2 separate regions of the Homo sapiens genome follow, and region 2 is linked to region 1. The links are chromatin contacts, found by Hi-C or POLR2A ChIA-PET in ENCODE. All regions are on one chromosome and are shown on one strand. The core of a region is the stretch at or near the end of the contact, and the rest is flanking DNA. Distances in the headings are between cores, read along the strand shown.

Region 1 (5,841 bases), core at 178-2,677:
TTTCATGTTCTCTTTCCATTTCTACTAATTTTTTTGCTTTCTCATTCACTTCATTTGATAATGAGCTCTTCATGTTTTCAAATTTTTCAGCTGGAATGGAAAGGGCCAACTTCGCTGACAATTCTTTTGCCTGGCCTTCCATCTCTGTGACCTTTCTTCCTTTCTTCTCTCGCTCCATTTCACACATACTAAGTTCCTTCTGTAATCGCTTATTTTCTTCTATCAGCTTGCCTTCATCCCTCTTAAACTCTTCTACTATCATCTCATTTTGTTTGATTTGGTTTCTTAATTTCCCCACTTCTGCTGAAGCACCTTCATATTTTACTTTCAAGTCTTTCAACTGATCCTTCAGTTCCTCGGTTAGTCTGTGATTCCCTGAGGCTGCTTCACTTGTTAAGTGTTCTTTAAGGGCAAGAAAATGGGTCTGCATTTGTTTAACTTTACCTTCTGACTCATACATCCTCTTCTGCACATCTTTTAATGCATCTTCTAATTGCTTTATCTGTTCATCTGAATCCTCCTTGACCCTTTCACATTCTAATGCTAAAGCTTTGCATTCTGCCACTTTGTGTGCCAGTTCATTTTGGAGCTTCAGTCGGTCTTGTTTTGCTGACTCACAGAAAGTTCGCATTGCTTCTAACTCTTTCTTTAAAATTTCATTTTCAGAGTATGACGTTTGACTGGGTAAAGATAGTTCCAGAGGTCTTAACATAGATCTGCTTTGCATATGGGCTGGTATACCTGGGGAAGTACACTGAAAAGAAAAAAAAAAAGACATCAATCACAAAAGCCTAAATGAGACATTTACTATACTTATTTGCCAAACTTAGAGAAAGTTAGCACATCATCAGGAATCAAAGGGTTTTCAGATTAGGCAGTAAGATGGAAAAAAAATCACAATGCTGATTTTTGTGGTAAGGAAACAGTTCTGGATATGATTTCCTTAATACATTCACAACATTTTGAGAGTTCTGTTCACGTAAGTCTATTTCTGGCAGAACAACGGACAATGGCCATGGCTACTGGGTGCTATTTTGTCTTTCTTCCCCCATTCATTAACACCTACCCACACATGAATATCATCAACTTTATCAAAACATATTTATTATTTCTATGTTTTATGGTACATAATGTGCTTAGAACTTTAAATTCTGAAGAAAACCATCATATCCTTGAATAAAAACAAGTACTGCGATTTTAAATTTGCAGATAATTTCATAGAATTATAGATTTAACTAATAAGATTTTTGACTTCTGCGTACCTTCACTGTTAATCCAACAGAATATTCTCTGAATTATAAAAATACCACGAAAAGAAACCCAGCTAGTTATCAGAGTTGTCAAGAGAATGATTGGTCACAGCCAGCACCAGGGAAAGAGAGTCTCCCAATAGACAGAAAACACCTGGAGCTGGTGACAGCGGCTTCCTGATAAGATCTCCGGAGCTGGGTGAGCAGGCTCAAGCATGCGCACTAAGAGGCAAAATGGTGGATGTATGACCTTCTTCAGGGAGCATTTGACTGGTAAAGGAAAATAGCCCCTAGAGAGCAGGTGCACAACCTTAGTAAAGGCACTACACATGTGGCCCCTCCTAAGTGCTGACAGGCCACTATGCATGCAGATAGCCTGCCCCCAAGAGAAGAATCAAGGGAGGAGAAATGCAAACCCCAAAACCAAGCCAGTGCATAAAAATCCCAAGCCAAGGGCTGAACAGGGTACTGGGATCTCTCAAGCCGCCCACTTGGCCTTCTTCCAAGTGTACTTTGCTTCCTTTCGTTCCTGCTCTAACACTTTTTAATAAACTCACTCCTGCCCTAAAACTTCCCTTGGTCTCTCCCTCTGCCTTAAACCTACTTCTGCCCCTCAGCCGAATCCTTTCCTCTGAAGAGGCAAGGATAGAGCTTGCTGCAGACCCCTACAGATTTACTGTTAGTTAAATCTGAACTGCCTTTCCCCTGGATCAAGAGGAAAAAAAAAAACCAAAAAATTATATTTTGGATTATTCATATCTGTCTTCCCCTTTATATGGGCAAATATGAAGAGTTAACTAATCACTGTTAATGAACAGAAACTTAGCATCAAATGCAATGAAACTATAATTCAAATCTCTTATTATAACCACTATCATCAAAAACACTCTAGAGGGCACCAGAAACAGCAATATCTGTTTTTATTAAACTCAAGAAAGCAGGACCAACTTGTCTTTGATAATGAAAACCTCACTCTATGTATATATACTTAATGTACAATGCCGCTTTCTCCTCTCTTTATAAAGGCACAAAAATTTTCTTTAAATGTTTTTTAAAATTAAAAAAAAAAACAGTTATTACCTGTGAGTCTGCCATATACATCTGACCTTGTTTAAGAAGCATATCTTCTTTTCCTAAATAAATGCAAATGAATGACATTTTAACTTCAATATCCATACTAAAGTAGGCTAAACATTAATTTGATGTTATTTCCTTTATTATTCAAATAAAAGAGAAGCAAGAGGTACAACACAAAAGTATCCTCATTCTAAAATACCCATTTTCCCCTTATTATTTCTATAAACAGAAGTACCTACAATCTACTGAACAACAGATACTAGGTTGGTTTTTTTTTTTCTTATTTTTTTCTATGCTCTCTCTCAGCAGAATCACTAAAACTTCAGAAATATTGAGGACTCTTAAACTAGGCTACATGATAATAAAACATATATCTTATAATCAATCAAAACAAAAATGATGATTTAAATTTATAGCATAAATATTACTGTTGTAGGAGAGAATAGTTTAATAGTCACTAGGAAACAAAAACAGATTTTCTAGAGAAACTGTTTAACATTGCAGAATAAAAAAGATTATGTAGGGTCTAAAAATAATTCATAAATGTAATTTTAAAATGCCTACTTGCATTAAGACCGATTTCTCCAAATTAGAAAACTATGTTTATGTTCTTTCCATAAAAAAATGAACCCTAAATATCACAAGACAAATGTCTATGTCTACTAATCAACAAGGCAAATTTGGTAATTCATACAATATACAATTTTAAAATACAGGTAGCTAAGGAGAATCAGAGCTTCAGTAATTATCAGAATATGTTAGAAGTTACAATAGTCATCTTAACGTCTTCCTAGTTCCATGTGCTGATGAAGTTTAGCAGCAGGAATATCTTGTACAGTTATTCCTGTATAGTTAAACAAGTAAGAATAAACATTCTTCTTTACTTGAACTAGGTGAACTGTAATGATAATCCATACTTTTATACTTACGGTTACTGAAATGACTTCCTGATCCTAAATGATCACTCTGAAATCAGAAGCATAAAATATTTTAGGGTGAATGCTGCCTCATTTTGTTAAATTCTGTATCTATTTTAGCTCTAAATCATGCAGTCATTAAAACTACATTTTTGACATTCTTGTTTCTCCAGAGCATTATTCTACTCAAACCCACAAAAAGAAACAACACTAGCAACACTTAGAGAGATCAGCTGGGAATAAAGTACTTCACTAAGCATTTTAATAAAAGCAGCCAAGTGTTTTAAGAAAAAACTTTATTGCTCAAAAGAAAAAAAAAAGTGAGCCCTAAATGAACTGAAACAACTTTCAAAGACTACTGTTTGCTACTGCTTTACCTCAAAAGGAAGGAAGTGGCCACATTCATGTCAATAACTCATTTTACTTTACCACTGTAGGAAGCAGAAACCCTACCTCATTGACTATGAAATATCAACATAACCACTTCTTCCAGAGTTTATAAAATACCAAGTACTTTGAAAGTAAAAAGAGAGAGAGAGCAGGAAATGAAACTGAGGCAGAGACCTACACATAGTAATAAATCCATCAATCCATTAGTTAGGAAATAATAGAGAACTCTAGCTACAGTGAATCAAAATATACTGGGTTGTTCCTTTTCCCAAGTAAGCCAAATACAAAGAATCTAATATATAAATTAAAATACTACACTTCAAGGGTAAGAATAGGCCAGGCACAGTGGCTCACACCTGTAATCCCAGCACTTTGGAAGGCTGAGACAGGCAGATCACTTGAGCCCAGGAGTTCAAGACCAGCCTAGGCAACGTGGTGAGACCTCGTCCTTACAAAAAAATACAAGAACGAGCTGGGTGCGGTGGCTCATGCCTGTAATCCCAGCACTTCGGGAGGCTGAGGCAGGTGGATTGCCTGAGGTCAGGAGTTCAAGACCAGCTTGGCCAACATAGTGAAACCCCGTCTCTACTAAAAATACAAAAAATTAGCTGGGTGTGGTGGCGGGCACCTGTAATCCCAGCTAGTAGGGAGGCTGAGCCAGGAGAACTGCTTGAACCTGGGAGGCGGAGGTTGCAGTGAGCCGAGATCGTGCCATTGCACTCCAGCCTGGGCAACAAGAGTGAAACTTCGTCTCAAAAATAAATAAATAAATAACAACAAACACACACAAAAACATTAGCTGGGCAGGGTAACCCAAGGTACTCAGGAGGCTGAGGTGGGAGGATCACCTGAGCCCGGGGAGGTCAAGGCTACAGTGAGTGGTGATTGCACCACTGCACTCCAGCCTGGGTGACAGAGTGAGATCCTGTCTCAAAAACAAAACAAAACAAAACAAAAAACCCCAGAGTGAAATGAAGAGTAAGGACAGGCAGATGTAGTTCATATTTGTATATTTAGGTGTATCAGTCCTAAAAGCTACATACCAAACTCTGAAGTAGTTGACCATGATAAAACAGTCCACAATTCCATGACTAAATTAATGCCACCTCCATTAATCATTAGTGCCCCCACAGTATGAAAAAATACCTATAAGCTTAGTTAAGCTCTTTGTTCTATGGAATATTTAATACTAAAGTTTACAATAACTACTAAATGGCCTCATACATGTATTAGGGGGTGCTATGCACATAAGGAGTTCAAAAAACTTAATTTGGTCTTATTATCTCTATTACTCAAATGAAAACAAATATAAAAGTTGTAACATAAAATCAGTCTCATTCTAAAATATCCATTTTCCCCATATTTTTATACATACAAGGGAAATAGCTACATGTTAAGTTATTATACATAACTCGTAACAGTAATTCCTTTGACAGTTAAGCTTTTTTAAGCATGTGAGATAATACAGCAGTAGATATTCAATGTTTGTAAATGATGAATTCTTAGTAGTTTGTTGGTTGGTTGGTTGGTTGGTTTTGAGACAGGGTCTCACTCTGTTACTCAAGCTGGAGTGCAGAGGCATGATCTCGGCTCATTGCAGCCTCCACCTCCTGGGTTCAAGTGATTCACCTTCCTCAGCCACCCAAGTAGCTGGGATTATAGGCATGCACCACCTCGCCCAGCTAATTTTTATGTTTTTGGTAGAGACGGGATTTCACCATGTTGCCCAGGCTGGTCTCGAACAACTGAGCTCAAGCGATCCAATTGCCTCGGCCTTCCAAAGTGTTGGGATTACAGGCTGAGACACCACACCCAGGCAAATTCTTAGTAGTTTTTAATGGTTGCTGTTATAAATACTGGGTCACATATAAAGTGGGACCTGTAATTTTCTGTTTGAAAGTAAAAAATCATATCTAGCATAAAATTTCATCACAATGAATACGTAGTGACTGAGGAAAATGTCCCCATCATACTGAATGGGAACAGTTACAAAACAGGATGTACTATATGATCCCACCTGTTGAATGAGTATATAACACACAAATTATGTACAAATGTCTGAAAGGATTTCAGTCAGGTGCTAGCAGAGTTAAGATTATAGGTGTCTTTTGCATCTGCTTTCAGTTTAAATATACTTTCTTATTTTTCTAAAGTAAATAAGTATTTTTATAAGAAAAATAAGTTACTTTTATGACTATTGTAAGTTA
Region 2 (5,667 bases), core at 48-2,547, 160 kb before region 1:
CTTGTTCCCATGAATGACACGCTGTGTCCTGGGGCCTTTCTTCTTTGTAATCCCAGTGTCACTGAGGGCAGCTGAAGTGCTGCTTCTTCCCAGAGCTGTGTCAATGTGGGGGTGGGGGAATCTCCTGAAAGCCAGATCAGCACCCTCTAACCTCAAGGTTCCTGGCAGTCATCAAGGGAGCGCCTGGGGACAGGAAGCACTGAGCTTCCTCCACCAGCTGCACACTCGGCCAGCTCCTGAGAGGCTCTGGGCTCAACAGAGCCCAACGTCCGGTGTGACCTGCAGAAGCTCCTCCCCCGATGCCAGCACCTGAACCTCGGGGTACTGCCTGGTGACGAGTGGCGGAGCTAAGATGCCAGCTCCAGAATGTTCCTCAGGGAACCTCTCACTGCACAGACAAGGGGGCATGAGCTACCCAGCGCCCCCCGGCGAGGCAGTCCCAGGCCCCGACATTTCAGCTGCATGTGGTGCCCCACAGGTGCCCATGAGGAGGAGCTGAGACTGCAGAGGGGAGCGGCCCGCTGGGTCCATCTGCCCACCTGCGGCACGGGGGCGTCTGACGGGCACCCCCACGGCACCCCAACACGGGGGCTTAGGGACTCCCACATCTCCATTATGAGGGCTCAGATTTGTGGGCCAAATTCAAGCCTGAAGCTTCTCTGTTATTTGGCTGCAAAAGAATTCCTGGTGGGAGTGAACACCACCCACCCCTAACAAGGTGTCAGCCCTTTACCTTCTAGCTCCTGCTGCTCCCAAACCCCAGAAAAACCCACTCTGATTTGGCCTTGAAAACCAGAACAGTGACCCTTGCTGGCAGCCAAATGTTTGCACCACAGGCTCTGACATCCAGGCGTCTTAGGGTTGTCTTAGACATCCAGACAGCAAGACAGGCAGTGGGCAGCAGACCAGAGGTGATTGAATGGCCAACTACACCCCATGTGAGAGCAAAGTCCATGAGGGATACCCCTCTCCCCAATTCTTCTGGGGCCTTCCCTCCCCATAACACTTCCATCTGCCCAGACAAGGGCTTCTGGTGCCAGGGGCAGCTCCCTTCTTATCCTTTATACTTGGCTGTTTGTGCAGACCACACAAAGATGAGTCATGCTGAAAGGCAGAACCTGCCCAGGGCTCCGTGAGTAATTTAGGCACTCACTCTACTTCTATTAAATCCCCTTCCCTTGAGGATATTAATGGGAAAGAAATCTGACTAAAGTAATTCACACTCAGGTGTAGCTGACTAATAGCACTATGCGGGTGGGGAGAGGTGGGGAGGATTACCTTTTAGGTGTCTTGCTAACCCCAGATAGAGGAAGAAATCTCAGGCAGTTGACCAACCCATGATATCAGCCCTGAAGGCAGCTTAAGAGAAAAGGCAGGGGGTTGCATTAGTTCCCCAACATCTCTGCCGGGAAAGGACCTCAAGATCCATTATGCATTTGTGAGGTTAATCACAGCATCATAGCTGCTCAGAGTCAGAAAGACCTCACAGGCCAGGCAGACCCCTGGGGTATGCAAATGTGTGCAAACTAACATCCAGATTGGCATTCATTATTCTGTGGTCACCAGCTGAGGGACTTCTGTGTGGAGCACAGCTACGCTGCTGGCAGGAGCCCTGATGTGGAGCAACAATATCCTACTGGAAATGCCCAGGGTGGCCTTGGAGAAACTCCAGAGGGGCACAGGGATTGGCCTGCTGGACCCAGCTCTGGAGGACCAGCCAGAGATGCACACACACTCACTCAAGATGAAGTGCAAGCCTGTGTGTTTTAGTAAAAGGCAAATCTGAAACCGCCTTTGCAAAAATCATAACTAAGGAAATTATGACAGTGAGAGAAACCTGACAGGGCTGACTCCATCTTGTCTCAAGCCTCACAAGTTGGCTCTCTTTGCTCATTCTTGGGCTTGGGCCAAGCTAACTCTGGGAGACATTTATAGTTTAAATAACAGCTCTTCCCAAAAGCTAACGTGTTCTTGTAAAACAAATAAAAGGCCACCAAGTTAGGATAAGAGGGGCTTGAATTCTAATTATTATCAGCTATTGTTCTGGAGGTCATAAGATTTACAACTTCTCCAATTACTCTTGAAGATAACATCACTGTTGTAGAACCTAACATTGGCCTTTTGAGATAACTTTTCAGTTTTTTGCATGTCTGGCAACCTGATGGCCCCAGCTGGACCTGCCAACCACTTCTGTGGCCCCCACCCAGGAACCGCCTCAGCATAAGAGGACAGCTTTGACTCCTTATGATTTCATCCCCAAGCCAACCAATCAGCACTCCTGACTCACTGTCCTCCTACCCACTAAATTATTCTTAAAAACACCGATCCCTGAATTCTCAGGGAGACTGATTTAAGTAATAATAAAACTCCAGTCTCCCGTACAGCCGGCTCTACATGAATTGAACTCTTTCTCTATTGCAACTCCCCTATCTTGATAAATTGGCTCTGTCTAGACAGCAGGCAAGATGAACCTGATGGGCAGTTACAAATCATGCAAAGATGATATGAAGCAAATTACAGGGGAATGACCACAAAACAATCACCATCTCTCCCTGCCTGGTAAGGGTCCTACAACCCTGACAGAGGCGGTATAGAGCGGCAAATCAGGGGGAAGGGATAGCCTCTCACCACACCCAAATGTCCTCCAGCACCATCCTCCTTGGTCTGTTGCCCAGCAGTGCTCTGGGCCAGATACCTGTGCTCGGCACTGAGGGGCACCCAGTGTGACTCAAGCAGAGTCTCTCCCCCAGAAGGGGTTACTGGAGCCACATGTCCAACCACCAGGTCAGGTGAGAACTGAAGCTCAGAACCTCCATGCCAGGATGGGTCTCCATCTGTCCATTATCCACTACTGTTGTGTAGACTGTGCAAAGATGAGTATCAGGCTGGGCGCCGTAGCTCATGCCTGCAATCCCAACACTTTGGGAGGCCAAGGTGGGTGAATCACTTGAGCCCAGGAGTTCAAGACCAGCCTGGGCAACAAGGAGAAACCCCACCTCTACAAAAAATACAGGCACACACAAAAAATTAGCAGGGTGTGGTGGCACGCACCTGTAGTCCCAGCAACTCAGGAGGCTGAGGTGGGAGGGTCTACTGAGCCTAGGAGGTTGAGGTTGCAGTGAGCTGTGATTGTGCCACTGCACTCCAGCCTAGGTGTCAAGATGAGACCCTGTCTCAAAAAAAAAAAAAAAAAAAAAAAGAAGAAAAGAAAAGAAAAGGAAAAGATGAGTAACAGCTCTCCAAGGCAGGGCTCACCCAGGGCCTCACAGATAACCACTCATGTTGAACAAACCTTGCCTCACCAGGCTCTTAAAAGTGAATTTCAACAGAGGGACAAGTGAATGGAATGAATAAATAAATATTTACCATGTAGTATGAGTCAGGCACAGCAAATAGGGTGTCTTGTTTACTCACAGTGGCCTTAGGAGGAAGGTATTAGCATCTCCAATGGACTATTGAGGAACTAAGACTCAAAAAGATTAAGTGCCTCACCACGTCACACAGCTAGAAATTGATATGACCTCCACATTCATGGAGAAGTGAGGGGAAGTGGAGGGAGCTAAGGTTAATGTGGGTGATGTCAGAGGTACTGGTGACTTGCAACTGCCCTCCCCCTCATCTGGCCCCTCCCACTTCCAGCATGCACTCTCTCACCCACCTCATGCCCCAGCACTCACACACAATTCATGCTGTAGAGCACAGTTGGGCAAGGCAAGTGGCAGCTTTGAGCTCCCTCTGGAAGGGGCAGGGGAGGGGGAAATCATGCCCTTAGAGGCCCCTCCCCAACCCCTCCCTCCCCACCCCCAATCTGCTGCAGCATCTGCCTCCCCAGTGTCAGCATCAAAGATTCATCAAAGCTGAAGCCCAGCAAAGTGTGTGCTTCACATCTCTAAATGTGCTTCTTCCCAATGAAAAATTCAGTGGAAAATGCAGGGAGTTAAAGAGGGGAGAAAAAAACAGATTTGAGAAGGAAACAGGGAAGGAAGAAGAGAAAAGAGAGCTGCCTCTGCACTGTGGTTCCACTGAATCCACCCACACTTACTGAGCATCTGCCTTATTTAGGGCACTGTACCAGGCACAGAGGTGCGACCGCCAAATACAGCCTCATAGGCTGCGCACTGCACAACTTTGGGGGAACCATTCCCAGAGATGCATTCTGGCTCCTGTCCAAATGGCGTGGGAGTCAGGAGGCCTGGGTGTCTGAGTCTGCTCCGCCACTCATTAGTCATCTAACATTCTTGAGTCTCAGATTTCTCACATCCAAGCCAGAGGTTCCAATACCCACCCCTCTCTTCTTCCAGTGCCCTGAGGAACATGTGCACAGGTTGTAAACTGTTGTGATAAAAAGAAAGTAGATAACTCATCCTACAGAGAAGCCCAAACAATGGGTTCAGGAAAAGAAGAGGAAGGGACCATTTCCAGTGGGGACAGTAGAGGGGGCTGCTTCCTGGAAGAGATCTTTGATCCCAGTTGTAAAGGATAAGGAGGAGTTCAGCAGACAAGCCACTGTGACAAATGAGCAGCTACTGCAGGTCCAGGCAGAGTGACAATGTGGGCAAACACCCAGATAGAGGAATGAACAACTTGGGCAGTGAAAGGGACTGTCTGGTTTGGCCCAGGAGGAGCTGGTGTAGGAAGTCCAACAGAAGGATGGACTTAGCTGATAATAAGATGAAAAAAGATTTTATCACTACAAGGAAGGCCTTGAGTGGCCTGCAGGTGTGGCAAGGAATCAGGAGATTGCTCGCCTCCACCTCTCATTGGTTTTGTCACTTTAGATGAGTCACAGCTTCCCTCAAACCTCAGTTTCCTCATCCATAAAATGAGGACATCAGACCAAGTGATCTGCAAGTTCCTCTTTTGGCTCATTTGGTCTGTACTTCTAGTTCTAAGAAGTTGTTCCGTTGGCCATGGGGGTATCCCAAGAAGCTCAGGTTGACAAGACTTACCCAGGGCTTCCTCATAGGGCACCCCCAACCCTACATCCTCATTTCAAATCAGTCTCTTGTTGCTGTGCTTTGGACAGAGGATCCTCCAAGTACATGTGAGTGAGCCTTCCTGGACGTGAGGCTTTACCTTCCTCTACAGTGGAGACTCAGCACAGCTCCCACCCCACCCGGCAGACAAGCCAGGAGCACCCACACCTAGAGCAGCCCTGAGTAAGCAAGCAGCACTCACAGCGCTGGTGTCACTAGCTTAGGCCCAGGAACGTCCAGGGTGAGCAGTTGTACCCCACAGGCTGCACACTATGCCCTGCACACCAGCATCCCCAGCCAGGTGTGACCTGAAGATAAGTCTCCACATCCTAGCCAGTCACATGCCTCTCAGACAGAACCAGAGTGACACTGTGAAATAACAGGTCCCTGAGCAACCTACACATGGGCAGGGCTGGGGAGCTTCCAGCTTCTGTGACTAAACCTTCCCTCTCCTCCCCTGTGGGAAGTGTGGTGCCTCCCCAGCCCAGCTCTGGGAGCAGCACAGAGGAGCGGTCTCTGGCTTGGGCCTTGGGGTTAGTTGTGTGAGCTGAGAGTCTCAACTCCACTCCTTGCTAGCTAGATAATCTTGACCTTGAACAAGTTCCTTATCCCTCCTAAGCCTCAGTTTGCTCTTACCTGTAAAATAGGAATAATAACATCCCTCTTGTAGGGTTAATGTGAAGATACAATG

The links. A loop is a pair of places that touch in the nucleus more often than their neighbours do. ChIA-PET counts read pairs that join two places held with the same protein, here RNA polymerase II (POLR2A). Pooled maps may share reads with other maps.
Region 2: a loop to region 1 is called in a pooled map, with 5 times the contacts of the local background. The contact joins the promoter of LINC02205 here to the enhancer-like site in region 1. A Hi-C loop is called at or near these places in 1 of 168 maps with a recorded cell type or tissue (naive thymus-derived CD4-positive, alpha-beta T cell), 1 of 37 single-sample maps with no recorded cell type and 11 of 50 pooled maps. POLR2A ChIA-PET finds 5 or more read pairs at or near these places in 2 of 52 experiments (Caco-2 and H1).

Annotation. Positions count from the first base shown.
Region 1 is chr15:70,668,709-70,674,549 of GRCh38, forward strand. It overlaps UACA (uveal autoantigen with coiled-coil domains and ankyrin repeats), which reads right to left. Exons shown (of 19, transcript NM_018003.4): 14 at 3,257-3,293; 15 at 2,331-2,383; 16 at 1-754. Among named protein-coding and RNA genes, the nearest start is that of SALRNA2, 36 kb to the left of the region's middle. Within about 2 kb of position 1,428, at least 2 of the 41 ENCODE cell types and tissues checked have a DNase peak (open chromatin) inside an H3K27ac peak, as active enhancers do.
Region 2 is chr15:70,504,631-70,510,297 of GRCh38, forward strand. It overlaps LINC02205 (long intergenic non-protein coding RNA 2205), which reads right to left and starts at 1,298. Exons shown (of 2, transcript NR_146562.1): 1 at 1,279-1,298. RefSeq lists an enhancer at 1,187-1,236.